2 separate regions of the Homo sapiens genome follow, and region 1 is linked to region 2. The links are chromatin loops, found by intact Hi-C in ENCODE. Cell type or tissue: spleen. All regions are shown on one strand.

The links. Hi-C counts contacts between places; a loop is a spot of excess contacts. Peaks named below come from ENCODE experiments on the same cell type or tissue, not always from the same donor. Only the 100,000 strongest peaks of a DNase experiment are listed, where the experiment ranks them.
Region 1: it touches region 2 in a loop (5-fold over the local background); 99 of 110 quality-filtered maps call a loop at or near these places.

What each region holds. Positions count from the first base shown.
Region 1 is chr1:173,196,412-173,198,911 of GRCh38, forward strand. All of the region lies in intron 1 of TNFSF4 (TNF superfamily member 4), which reads right to left. Among named protein-coding and RNA genes, the nearest start is that of TNFSF4, 9.7 kb to the right of the region's middle. In spleen, no CTCF peak of the experiment used is centred here; no DNase peak of the experiment used is centred here.
Region 2 is chr1:172,818,055-172,820,554 of GRCh38, forward strand. No RefSeq gene overlaps it. Among named protein-coding and RNA genes, the nearest start is that of FASLG, 160 kb to the left of the region's middle. RefSeq lists an enhancer at 1,024-1,473. In spleen, no CTCF peak of the experiment used is centred here; DNase peaks (open chromatin) are centred at 417 and 1,023; H3K4me3 peaks cover 1,259 bases; H3K27ac peaks cover 2,500 bases.

The DNA.
Region 1 (2,500 bases), 380 kb after region 2:
TGCCAGCATATTTTCCCAGTCATCTCTCTCTTAACCTCCACCTTCCTCCCCACTGTATATCCTGCGTGATATCCTCATAGCCACCTCTCTCTCTAACCACTTCCACTCTTCTCATCGAGTCTACTAAGTAACGGCTATGAGTTTTCCCGCAGAGAAGCCTCTCTCCTCTCTGTTTCAGAGAGAGCATGAACTGTGGTTTTATTGTCCCTAATACAATTAGCAACTGACAGATTCCCAAGAGAAATGTCCTATATTTAGGTAAACAATCAAATCAACCAAAAGTATCCATGTGACATGAAATCTATGTGATTGACCTAATGCACCAACTCTTCATATCGTCAGAGGGAAGATTTTCTTGTATCTTGGTTTCCCTTCCCACATACAACTGAGGAAGCACTCAAAGTACACTGACAGAGGGATTTACTAAAACATTTCTGAGAACTCCTGTCCCCACCTCAATGATTGGTTAAGTCTCTACTGTAATATTCTCAGATCAGCTTAGTCTCTAAGCTACTGGAAGGGTAGGTTTACAAGGTACCCACTGCCTTGCCATACCTCCTACCATGTCTCAAACATAATGGCACTTAGTAAATAAATGTTGAACTAAGGTGGAACTTAGCCCCTCAGGACATCCCTGGACCTTCATCAGCTACAAGATCATGTAATATCTAACACTGGCTCTAGTCAACACTATACATTGCTCAAGGTTTTAGAAATTGGCCTATTCTAGTCAGAATGGCCATTATTAAAAAGTCAAGAAGCAACAGATGCTGGTGAGGTTGGAGAGAAAAAGGAACACTTTTACACTGTTGGTGGGAATGTAAATTAGTTCAACCATTGTAGAGGACTGTGGAAGACAGTGTGGCAATTCCCCAAAGATCTAAAAGCAGAAACACCATTTGACCCAGCAACCCCATTACTGGGTATATACCCAAAGGAATATAAATCATTCTATTACAAAGGTACATGCACACATATGTTCATTGCAGCACTATTCACAATAACAAAGACATGGAATCAACCCAAATGCCCATCAGTGATAGACTGGAGAAAGAAAATGTGGTACATATACACCATGGAATGGAATACTGTGCAGCCATCAAAAGGAACAAGATCATGTCCTTGGCAGGGACGTGGATGGATCTAGAAGCCATTATCCTCAGCAAACTAACACAGGAACAGAAAAACACCGCATGTTCTCACTTATAAGTGGGAGCTGAACAATGAGAACACATGGACATGTGGGAGAACAACACTGGCGCCTGTTGCAGGGGCAAGGGGAGGGAGGGCATCAGGAAAAATAGCTAATGGATGCTGAGCTTAACACCTAGGTGATGGTTTGATCTGTGCAGCAAGCCACCATGGCACACGTTTACCTATGTAACAAACCTGCACATCCTGCACATGTACCCTGGAACTTAAAATAAAAGTTAAAGAAAAAAAAAAGAAAAGAAAGTCAATTGACCATAAATGTGCAGCTTTAGTTTTGGATTCTAAATTCCAAACGTTGATCTGTCTATTCTTATGCCAGTACCAAATCAAATTATATAAGAACTCTTTTCAGTCACGGTGCACATTACCAGTTGCATATTGTCATAATAAAAGTTCAATGTAGAGAAGAAAAAAAAAGAAATTGGCCCATTCATCCTTGAATACAAAGACAGTAGCAGAATTACTGCAGTCAGTCTCTTTATTTGAAATCACTCATTCCCTTATCTGATTTGCTATATAACAAGGAGGGAATATAGTCTTGAGAAGGCAACCTGGTAGACTGAACAAGACATTGCACTGGGACTAGGCACACCTGAGTTCTTCTCCCGGACCAGAAAATGTTCTTTCCCTTCCTCAGCTTCTAATATTCTCATTTCAATGTCTAAACTCAATTTAGATTATTGGAATAAAGTGTCTAATGAAAAATTTCCATTTCAAAGATTAGGCAAATCACAATATTCAAAAGCGAGATAGATTTCAAAGGATTGTGTGATAAGAAGACCTTCTGAACAGAAGATCACTTTCAACACAATAGACCCCTCTGCTGTAACAAAAGCAGCAGGCCTCTTTTTCCCCAAGTGGCTCCCTCCGATAGTAAATGAGCAACTAAGATTATTCCTGTACTAGAATGGCGTGAACGCAGGAGGCGGAGCTTGCAGTGAGCCGAGATCGTGCCACTGCACTCCAGCCTGGGTGACAGAGCAAGACTCCATCTCAAAAAACAAACAAACAAAAAGATTATTCCTGTACTATGCTTATTACCCCAGTGATGAAACAATCTGTACCCCAAACCCCTATGACACACAGTTTACCTGTATAACAAGCTTGCACATGTACCCCTGAACCTAAAATAAAAGTTAAAAAAAGATGATCCCTAGTGTTGTGCATGCAGTGAAGCTCTTCACCTCATCTGTGGGGGGCTAAATAATCCTCAACCTGTGCTCTGATACAAACTGAGACTGGCGAATGGTAACATCATCACAGAATAGCAGTGGGATGAGGATTATGG
Region 2 (2,500 bases):
TTTGATGGTGGTGAAAGTGGAAGGATTATCCCAGGGATAGCATTATTAATCCCATATCATAATAAGGCCTGAGTGAAAAGACCCCTGACCTGGCAAATATCAGATTCTGCTAGATATGAAATGAAAATGAAAATTACCTTATTTTGGATACTTTGGAAGCCTGCTTTGTATTTTCCCTCCAGAGTCAGTATTGTATCAATGTGCTATGAATTTTCAATACCATTTACTGAGTAACTATTAGATAGAAGTAATAGTCTTTTTCTCCCCCTTATTAATCTCTTTTATTCTTCTACTTAATCATTAAGAAATATAGCCTTTTATAATAGTCAGTAGCTACAACTTTGCTGTCCCTAGGGCCCAATGTTTGGCTGAGGTGTCCTCACTTAGTGTGCACGTGACCAGAGCTCTGCAGTGACTCGGAGCAGCAGCAGAAGGGGAAATAAGGAAGTGGCACCATCTCGGGACCTGAAAATCAAGCTAGAAGAGCCCTAATCATTCATCTGTCATCAGCACATAAACATCCCTTTTCTACTGGTACTCAGACAAGGCAGGCTTGCTTGAATGCACTACTTGCTCTGAAGTTCTTCATTTATAAAATAATAGACCAGGAATGGCGGAAGGGGTGTGTGTGTGTGTGTGTGTGTGTGTGTGTGTGTGTGTGTGTGTTCATATGTGTGTATAATGTACATCTCTTCTTTGACCCCCTTTGGTTTCCAGTGTTTGCATCATTAACTAAGCTGATTGTGACTGCCCTCTACATTTATTTAAATAAGATAGAGTATTTTAAAAAGAAACTTAACGTAGGCCTTGGCACTTAGGGATGCTCAGTTATAGCGCCTGTGTATAAAAGCACCCAAGGGGTTTACATGGCCAGACTTTTCACCACTTCTGTATTCTTGGCTGGCCTCCCTCCTCTGAAACCTCAGCTGGGGAGGGACCCAACTGTAAGAGATTTGTTTTCTGTGACATTTGCTATTTGTTGCTGGCTCACTGTTTCGGTGGGGGAGGTGTCATGCTAAAGTCTGTAGGGGTAGTAGACCATGCACTTTTTGAGACTATTACTCATCTCTCTCATGGAGAATGTCACCCAGTGTCACTTCCCCCATTTTTTGGTGTTTTAGAGCCGACCGAGTCCTTGTCACTCATGCAGCAAGGAGCAGACTTCAGAGCCTCAGTCAGAGAAAGTGGAGGAGGAGGCATCTTGCTTTCCCTCCCCCTTTCTTTTCAGCATTTCTGCATTTAGGTGAGCCCTTCTAGCTGTGTGTCCCTTGAGGAGTGTGACAGATTTGCTTTGCCCTTTAGCTTTGTGGTGAGGAGTCTCTTGCTTATTTTAAATAATATGACAATCTTCCTGGGCTGTAGGGCTTGAGAAGATGAACTTGTCAACAGAAATGTCTGTTGGTTTCAGTTTCTGCCTATTACCCTGTGAAACCAAGGCACAGGGTAAAATTTCTCAGTTTTGTTTTCTCGTATTTCAAGGCCTTCACATTTTACCCCCAACATTTTAATGCATAAGAGAGCTTTCTATCTGAACTTTGATTTGCGCTTAAGTTTAAACTAAACGTTTTCTCTAGATTGAGGTGGATCTTGGATGAACTATCCCTTTCCTCCCCATGTGCAGTGGCATGCCTCAGTACCACAGAGCCACTTTCCCTATGGTAGGCTAGGTCAGGGGACAGAAGGCTTTTGCATTGAGCTGTGTATGCGGGACACTGGGTTAGACAAAGTTGCACAGTTTTCCTTGGGAGTCAGTCAACACATATGCATTATTCAGTCCTCTTATATGCCAGGCACTGCGTGGGTGCTGCAGACGTAAGGCCTCTCACGCCTCTAGGATCACCGACTTTTATTTTATTGTGTAGCATCTCTTGAGTCTGGGGTGCTAAGGAACATGCTTTGGGAAAGCCTGTCTAGCTTGAAGAAGATCTAATCTATTATTTGTAGAAACCCTAGGAGGTGATTGTATAATGGCTTTTTATCTTCTATTCATGGAGGCTTACTGTCTAGAAGACCTTCTGTCTAATTCGTATAATATTTAGGTTAGGCTAGCTTAGCAAGGCAACATGATTGAATACAGACAAAGGAACTATATAGTCCTGGCCCTGTTACTCCATTCCTCTGTCCCCTCCATGTGACCCACACTTCCACTAGTCTCATTGGGTCTGAGAACAAATCTGAGAGGCAGAGCAACATTAGTGGCTAAGAGCTTCAGCCTCAGACACATGTGTTCAAAATTCTTGCTGTCTTTAATTTACTGGCAGGTGCGTGTCCCTTGAGCAAATTACTTATCTCTCTCTGCCTCAGTTTGACCTCACAGGGTTATTTGCAAGAATTAGATGTGACAGAATATTTTAGAAATTATCAGTATGCTTAGCATATAGGAAATGCTTAATAAATGATAGTTACTATTATGAGAAAGTATCATGCTCCTCAGATGAGCCGAAATTTTATAGCCCATTACCCCACTCATCTGCTATTTTGGGACTTTGAACACTCGCAA